Linked DNA regions of Homo sapiens: all the other regions are linked to region 3. A link is a contact called in ENCODE Hi-C or POLR2A ChIA-PET data. All regions are on one chromosome and are shown on one strand. Each heading gives the region's core, a stretch centred on a gene start or an enhancer-like site at or near the end of the contact. The rest is flanking DNA. Distances are from core to core; before and after follow the strand shown.

Region 1 (2,700 bases), core at 140-2,639, 3.5 Mb before region 3:
AAAAGTTTAGTAATGCTGCAAAATGCTAGATTTGGATTGACTCTGGCTCCATTTCAAGGACATGACAGTGCCTTGATCTTTGCTTTTGAAGCCTTCTTGTCAGCAACATTGGCAAGTACACCTTTGAAAATTTATATCTGAATTCTTGTGTTTTGAAAAAAAAAATGTTTGTTAGTGTTTCTCTTCTTGAACACTGGTTGATGCTTTGCCAACTAGTTAAAAGTCTGCAAATCTGAGTGCTGGCTGAGAAGCTAAGCTTGCTATAACTAGTTATCCCCAGATGGCCAGATTCTGTTATGTACCACTTTTATAGATGCTCAGTGGTTGCCTACATGGGGTTATGAGGTGTACTGTTCCACTTGTTTTTGCCAGGCATGCACAGTACATTATTTGATAGGCTGGGACAGATGGTATAGCTCAAATGAAAATGATGAGGGAGAAAAGAAAGTGAAAAAAAAATAGAAAAAGGGCATTTGATTTTCTAATTCACATTTCGGAAGTGAATTTTAGCGTCTGTGATTGACTAATAAATGCAGTGTTGCTGTAAGACTTGAATTCATGAACGTCTGTTTAAACAGCTATAACTGAGTAATCAGCAGGAAGCAACCTTTTCCTTCGTGGATGCTGTCCCAAACTTCATGGGGTCTCCTCCAGATCTGAAAATGTTTGGGCCATTGAAAGACATCAAAAATAGATCTGGATATTTCAGAGTATGATATACCACCACCAATACCAACCAAAACAGAAAAATCCCAATTATATTTTTAAACTGGAAGAGAGGGAGGGGAGGTGGTGAGGATACAGAGAGAGAGAGAGAGAGAGAGAGAAGAGAGAGCGAGCCTGGTAAAGTAGTGGTGATAAGGACAATTAATCAGTCTTCGTACAGCTGCTTCCTGACATTTCTGCAAATTGTTGTGGAAAAATTAATGAAGGTTAGATCAGTAATAGTTTCAAGCTTGGCCAGTGGAAAGTATGACAATGTTTCCATCAGCAATTAAATCGGGCTGCTTTCTTTTTTCTATAGGGGAAGTGGTATGATGTATGTTCCCCACAGGAAATGGAAAACGGCAGCTGAACTGTGTGTGAGCCCAGGTATGGAGGAGCATTTGGGAGTGCTCCAGCCGCCTCTCCTTGATTAGCACCACAGATTTGCATTTTTCTGCTGAAAGGATTTTGCTATACAACACGCCGAAATCCTTCCTTTAACAGAGAGTGAGAATCTTGGGATTTTATTGCACGGACATGGATGTACTGTGGATCTAAGCTTTGGGAGCCAGAAAGTGGAACTTATGACAAACAGAAAGTGAAACTCACCTATCTAATTTTATTTTTCAAGCTGAAGGTAGTTCAGTACAGGCCCTGTTCACATCCTGTGTAACCCTATGGGATTTTCCCCAGTATTAGTTAAAAATTTTCCCATAGGGTCACACAGGATGTGAATTAAAGTAAACACTTAACAAGCATGATGAAAAGGAAATTAGCTTTCTAAATGGTCCTTTCACTGTTAACATCCTGAATAGTTATTAGAAACATGGGAAAGGGTCACTTCGGTGTCTCCTTATCAAGTTGTTACCTTATAGTAGAATATATGAATCTTCTTCCCTGTTATATATGAAATGGATTTCCTTGTATGTGAAACTTAAATTTACAAAAGTATTTTTCCTTTTGGAAAACATTAAAAAGCTTAGCAGAAGTTTGTAGATTCTTGCTTCATAGCCTTTTCTGGGGTAGAGGTTTATAAACCCCTTTAAGATTCATAAAAGCTCCTGACTCTTTTCCCCAGGAAAATGCACATAGACACAACATTTTGCAACATTTTTGAAGTTTTGCATATCTCTTACATAGACCTTGAACCCCAAGCATTTTTCTTTTTTTCCCCTTTTTTCTTTTTTTAAAATTTGAGACAGGGTCTCACTCTGTTGCCCAGCCTGAAGAGCAGTGGAGTGATCATAGCTCATTGCATCCTGGGCTCAAGCAACCCTCCTGCCTCAGCCTCCCAAGTGGCTGGGACTACAGGTGCACACCACCATGCCCAGCTAATTTTTTCCTTCCTTCCTTCCCTCCTTCCCGCCCTCCCTCCCTCTCTCCCTTCTTCCCTGCCTCCCTTCTTTCCCTCCCTCCCTCCCTCCTTTCCTTTCTTCTGTCCTTCCTTCCTGACAGGTTCTTGCTATATTTCCCTGGCTGATCTTGAACTCCTGGCTTTAAGCAGTCCTCCTGTCTCGGCTGCCCAAAGTGTTGGGATTACAGGCTTGACCCACCTTGCCTGGTTCCTGGGCATTTTTTAATGGACTGGGTTTTAAAAGCTTTTTTTTTCTTTTCTTTTTCTTTTCTTTTTCTTTCTTTCTTTCTTTCTTTCTTTCTTTCTTTCTTTCTTTCTTTCTTTCTTTCTTTTCTTTCTTTCTTTTCTTTCTTTCTTTCTTTCTTTCTTTCTTGTCTCTCTCTCTTTCTTTTTTTTTTTGACAGAGTTTTACTCTGTCCCCCAGGCTAGAATGCAGTTGTGCAATCTTGACTCACTGCATCCTCCACCTCCTGGGTTCAAGAGATTCCCAGGCCTCACCCACCCAAGTAGCTGGGATTACAGGCATATGCCACCACGCCTGGCTAATTTTTTGTGGAGACGAAGCTTCATAATGTTGCCCAGGCTAGTCTTGAACTCCTGACCTCAAGTGATCCACCCGCTTTGGCCTCCCAAAGTGCTGG
Region 2 (2,700 bases), core at 114-2,613, 3.6 Mb before region 3:
AAAAAGTTTAGAGATTGAATGTTTATGTTTGTATTGACCTGTGGAATCCTCAGTTGCTTTTCTGTTGAATCCATTGTGCAATACCCAACGTATTGTGGGTTGGTAGGAAAAACTCTTTTAAGATTAAAAAAAACACATAAGGTATAATTCATTAATAATTTCATTCTGTTTCTGGATATGTTTTCTTCCCATTGTCAGCCAGTGTGGGAGGAAAGAGAAGAATGGAAGAATATTGCTGGAGTTGAGGGTGTTGTGTGGGTATGTGCCATCCGAAAGTATGTTACAGGAGAAAAAAATTCTTTTTATAATAAAAGTAAAATTCAAGTACTCGAAGTAACAGAAGATTATTAAATCTATTGTAGTGAAAAGTTATGATTCTAATGCTCTGAAAGTCTTAATCATTAAAGACATATGTTAACCAAAGGCATACATATGCATAAATATATGTACAAAAATGGTAATTTTGTGCTCCCAGGCTCAAACCTAAAATGTCATTCATAACACTATTGCTGCTGCCAATGGAGAAAATTTGCATAAGACTAAGGCAAAACTACCCATTCTTTCCTGTCCTGGAATAGAATTATAATTTCCAAACCGACAAATTTTAAACAAGGCCAGAGTTTCCTTTCACCTGGTTCAAAGTGAATTCTGATTAAAAGCTTCCAATGATAATATCTATAACCACAAAGCAGGCTCACCGTAGCTTTCTCTTGTGGGAACTCTAGGCTCTCCCTTCTAGAATTGCCCTTAGTGGTGGCCTGCTCTTTCTTTCTCTACATCCACCCCTTCCCTTAACTTGGGGCTGCACACGTCCAGCTTGCTCTATGAAGCCATTTGCGACCACTCTAGTCCCCACAGAACTCTTCCTGTTCTCAACTCCTATTATCCTTAGAGTCTTTTTCACACATTTAGCTTTTATTTTTTTAAAACATACTTTTTTTCTGTATTAGCTCAGTCACCTGTTATGTACTTTATTATAACAACTGGCACAGGTAACTAGTAAGTGTTCTTAATTGGTTGATTGTGATTTCTGGTGTCTGGCTATTAGGAAACTATTGTTACAGACTACAGTCTTGCTTCTCAAAGTGTAGACCAGCGAACTTATCACCTGGGAACTTTGGGGTTCCACGTAGACTTTCGGAATCAGAACCCATATTTTTAACAAGCTCCCCTGGTGACTCATCTACATGTGAAAATATTATAAAGCACTGCTGAGGAAGGTCCCTCTCTTGGGAAAGGGTAGAGGCCCTATAGACATTCAGCTTTCCCTTCGTGCAAGTGTTTTCCTGTTGTGATTTAGGTATCTGATCGTAGCAGACAACAGCTTGCTCTTACTGTAACTACGATGTTGTCAGTTTCATCTTTACACAGAATGAATCATGTTTAAATGTGGCCAGGGGGCTCTGTCTGAGGTCACCAGGACTGTATTTGTATTCTGATTCAAGACAACCACCAGATCCTAATCACTAATATCTCTTTAAATGGCCTTTAAAAAAAAATCTTATACTAAGAAGCAGAAAGTACGATTTCCTTTTCCTTAGTTACTTTTTTTTTTTCACTTAAAGTGCTTACACCCACTCAGCTTGCTATTTTGAACTCTGGGAAAGAAAATTTGTGGGCATCTTGCAGTCTTTCAGGAAACAAGGCTTAAATTAAATATTTGCCACATTTTCTACGTGGTTCTTCAGGAAAGTGGAGAAGCACATCACTCCTTCTTTCACTCGACTTGACAAACTTGACACATAGTGTGACTTTCAAAGTGCGGATGGCAAACAGTTTCAGTTCTTATTTGCCTATCTACACACAGACGTTCAGGTCTTTTTTTTCTTCCCATTTTTTCTTTTTGTCCTTCTCTTCCCTTTCAGTACAGAGTCTAGAATTCTTCATGTACCATATCGGTTATGTAAACCATAAGATTCCTTGAGAGTACCTAGCTTTGTGAAATCAAGGAAGATAACACGTGGATTTAGTTAACATGCACAACAAAATTTAGACTATTTTCAGTCAAACTTAGGTTTAACATATTTTATTTATAATTTTAAGTGATTTGTATTTCTGCACTTTTTCTCTATCTTTGAACTCAGAACTGTTTCACAGATAGCAGAAATAAGAGACAATGGTGGGTGGAAGGGAAGGAGGAGGGCTCTAGCTAGCTGAAGCCATTCAGCTGTGTTTTAAAGGAACTCAGGGCTTTGTCATGTAAATATTCTAAGGAATAGAATGGTTACATGAGATATTATTTTGTGGTGGTGATATTGTTTACATGCAGTTTTAATTTCATTTTGGTCAAGGAAATGAAGATATTTTATTTAAGATAGGATTTTAAGTACTTGTCTTCTATTTAATCAGCATTTTCCGGCATGTAAAGGAAGTGATTTAGGGAACCTTGTGAGGAATTCACACAATTTAATTGCTGGACATGAAGAATGAAGTATTTCCAAGCAAGTGAAATGGAAATGAGGAAAGACAGAGAATCAGGAGACTTGCAGAATATAAATGTCTATTGAATATAAATGTTAAAATGTCGTATATGTAGAGATTCATAATAATATGCAATTTTTTTAAACATGGGACAACAAAATGTTGAAAAGATGCATATGTATATAATTCAACTCAATTTTAATCAGACTGCTAATGGGAATATTCTGAGTATGACTGAATATGGAGGGCAAACAGTACACTTAATTAAATAATATAATC
Region 3 (2,700 bases), core at 178-2,677:
CTGCCTTCCTCCCTCATTTATAAAGACCCTTATGAGGCTGAGTGCAATGGCTCACGCTTATAATCCCAGCACTTTGGGAGGCCGAGGTGGGCGGATCATGAGGTCAGGAGTTCGAGACCAGCCTAGCCAACACAGCGAAACCCCGTCTCTACTAAAAATACAAAAATTAGCTGGATGTGGTGGCAGGCGCCTGTAATCCCAGCTACTTGGGAGGCTGAGGGAGGAGAATCGCTTGAACCCGGGAGGTTGCAGTGAGCTGAGATTGCACCACTGCACTCCAGCCTGAGTGACAGAGCGAGACTCTGTCTCAATAAATAAATAAATAAATACCCTTATGATTACATTGAACCCACCCAGTAGTTCAAGATAACCTCCCTACCTCAGGATCCTTCCTCACATCTGCAAAGTCTCTTTTGTCATGTAAAGAAACATATTCACAGGTTCCAGGGAGTAGGACGTGGAGATCTTTTGGGTGGCATTATTCTGCCTCCCACAAGGGATGCCACTATGCCTAGCCTGTCCCCAGAGCAGAAACCGATGGAGGAATCTGCTTTGGAAGTATGGGAACACAAGCTCCAGAAAGAAAAATAAAAGGCAAATGGATGTAAATTAATAGACAGGCATTTTATGGTGAATCAGAAGGAATTTCTTTTTCTGAGGAGGATCAAGGAGCATGTTGAGGATTTACAAAATGTGGGAAAGCCACCAACTAAGGAAGAAAAAGCAGACTGCTTCCCTGAGGGTTTGTTTGAGATGGGAAGAGTTACCTGGGAAAGACTGTGCTCCAAGGTCACACCAATTACCACGTGCATGAAGATTATACTCAGTTCAGCTCCAAAATCACCATCTACATGTTTATTTCAAACTTTGCAAACAAACCAAACAATGACATCAGAATTAAAATGGTTCCACCACCTCCCTGTTCTTATGCCATTGTTTTTCTTTTTCCATGATTCCTGTAAGAAACCTGACACTAATTAAGCTAGTGCAAGAAGAAGAAGAAAAAGAAGATGAATCTTCCACCACACTGGAGATAACCCAAGAAGTAAGAAAAACTGATCTCTACCCAAAAAGGACAACAATGGTGAAAGACTGCATTTGCAACGGGGGTAATATACTCAGAGTTTAAATTTCCGAAAGGACAAACAAAACATGGAGAGTCTAATGAGATCTTCCAGCTGCTTCTCTCTGCTAAGGTATTTCCCCTGGCAACAGCTAGGGAAGCTTGGGTGTATTTTCCCCTTGCTGTGTCATATGATGTTCCTTTCCCTACCCCCACCTCCTCCAGACTGCTGCCTCCATCAGTGCCTGTGGCGTGTGTGTGTGTGTGTGTGTGTGCGCGCGCGTGCGTGCACGTGTGTATGTGTGTGTGTGTGTATTGGGTTTCTCTCTCCCTTGTAAGAACACAGCCAGCCCGCCCTCTCCTGCTGTTGCTGCAGCTCTGACTTGCTTTTTCCTGCCTCCTTCCTCTCCTCTCTCTTCTTGCTTAGCTTCTTGCCTTCTGGTAAGTATGACAAACACTCCCCCAAGCCCTGTGAGAAGGTATAGGGTGCGGTTTGTGGTGTTCGAAACTTGCAACTTTGAGATTGCCAGTGAACTGTTGGAGAACTTTTCATTGTTGTATTTATAAATAAAATGTGTTGCTTAGGGAGGGATGTGTCTGTGATAGTCATCTGGAATAGCCAACACAAGTGAAAAGTTCTCTCCCTGGGGAGGGGAAAATAAGGCAATAAAGTTTATATAAGATAAAAGTTAGAAATAATTTCTTTGCCACATAATATAAAATGGATGATTGAAAAGTAACAAAGTTCTCTGACTTTGTTTTTTTCCCTCTTGTTAACTTGTCTTGAGGCTACTTTTGGGAATTGAATTGTCCTGGGCTTTATAATGACTGTTCTGTTTTAAAGTAAATGTGGAACAGGAGTTTAAAGAATAGCCATGGAATTAAGAATTTAAAAAATCAATGATTGTGGCATCTCATGAAGAATAAATCAAATACAAACAGCCACTTGCATTTAGACTAACCGAAGTAAAACTCCTATGGACAGCTTATCTTAAATTAATTATTTTGAAGTTCATTTTACTTGAGATTTTATTTCATCCTAAGATAGTCTCCCCGACTTTAAAACCCATGTATGGATTTAAGCCACTAAATGTTTACTGTTTTCAATTTGACTGAAAAACGATTCTCTTGATTTTCAAGGATGAAGTGCTAAACGGCATGACTCATTTTAGAATAGCTTAAAATAACTTCTGGCTGGACAGCAGGTGCCGTGTGTCTTTCTCCGTGTTCAGGGGAGGCCTAAGTTATATATAGATGAGTGCAATCAACAAGTGAGGTCAGGAAAAGAAATCCCAGTGATGAAAATAATGAAACTGCTGCATTATTTGATAATCAAGTTGGTGAATTCAAACCAGTGAAAGAAAAAAAGTACTTCCTCTAAGTTATGAGTGTTTGGTGAGCATCACAAGTCAGTGGCAACATCTGTGTGTTGAATTTTCTGTTCTTGTTGGTGTCTGAGCATTCAATTGACATCTACTGCCCTGAGAACAGGAAAAGGAAGCTGTGCAGTTGTAGAACAGTATGCTTTTGTTTTCACTTTCATGTTACCACAACAGCAAAACCTGTGAATTATGAGGATCTTGCCACATTTTTATGCTGCTATTTAGCAGCATCACTGTTAAATATTATTTACAAAT

What was found. A loop is a pair of places that touch in the nucleus more often than their neighbours do. ChIA-PET counts read pairs that join two places held with the same protein, here RNA polymerase II (POLR2A). Pooled maps may share reads with other maps.
Region 1: a loop to region 3 is called in a map with no recorded cell type, with 15 times the contacts of the local background. The contact joins the enhancer-like site here to the promoter of TXLNB in region 3. A Hi-C loop is called at or near these places in 2 of 37 single-sample maps with no recorded cell type and 3 of 50 pooled maps.
Region 2: a pooled map shows a loop between it and region 3 (6-fold over the local background). The contact joins the enhancer-like site here to the promoter of TXLNB in region 3. A Hi-C loop is called at or near these places in 1 of 37 single-sample maps with no recorded cell type and 7 of 50 pooled maps. POLR2A ChIA-PET finds 5 or more read pairs at or near these places in 1 of 52 experiments (activated CD4-positive, alpha-beta T cell).

Annotation. Positions count from the first base shown.
Region 1 is chr6:142,818,425-142,821,124 of GRCh38, reverse strand. All of the region lies in intron 2 of HIVEP2 (HIVEP zinc finger 2), which reads left to right. Among named protein-coding and RNA genes, the nearest start is that of HIVEP2, 130 kb to the left of the region's middle. RefSeq lists an enhancer at 950-1,419. Within about 2 kb of position 1,389, at least 10 of the 41 ENCODE cell types and tissues checked have a DNase peak (open chromatin) inside an H3K27ac peak, as active enhancers do.
Region 2 is chr6:142,841,599-142,844,298 of GRCh38, reverse strand. The region is part of intron 1 of HIVEP2 (HIVEP zinc finger 2); the gene reads left to right. Among named protein-coding and RNA genes, the nearest start is that of HIVEP2, 100 kb to the left of the region's middle. RefSeq lists an enhancer at 804-1,093. Within about 2 kb of position 1,363, at least 12 of the 41 ENCODE cell types and tissues checked have a DNase peak (open chromatin) inside an H3K27ac peak, as active enhancers do.
Region 3 is chr6:139,290,725-139,293,424 of GRCh38, reverse strand. TXLNB (taxilin beta) reads left to right here and starts at 1,427. Exons shown (of 10, transcript NM_153235.4): 1 at 1,427-1,504. All of the region lies in intron 4 of LOC102723690 (a long non-coding RNA gene), which reads right to left. RefSeq lists enhancers at 2,203-2,452, 2,653-2,700 and a silencer at 2,299-2,593.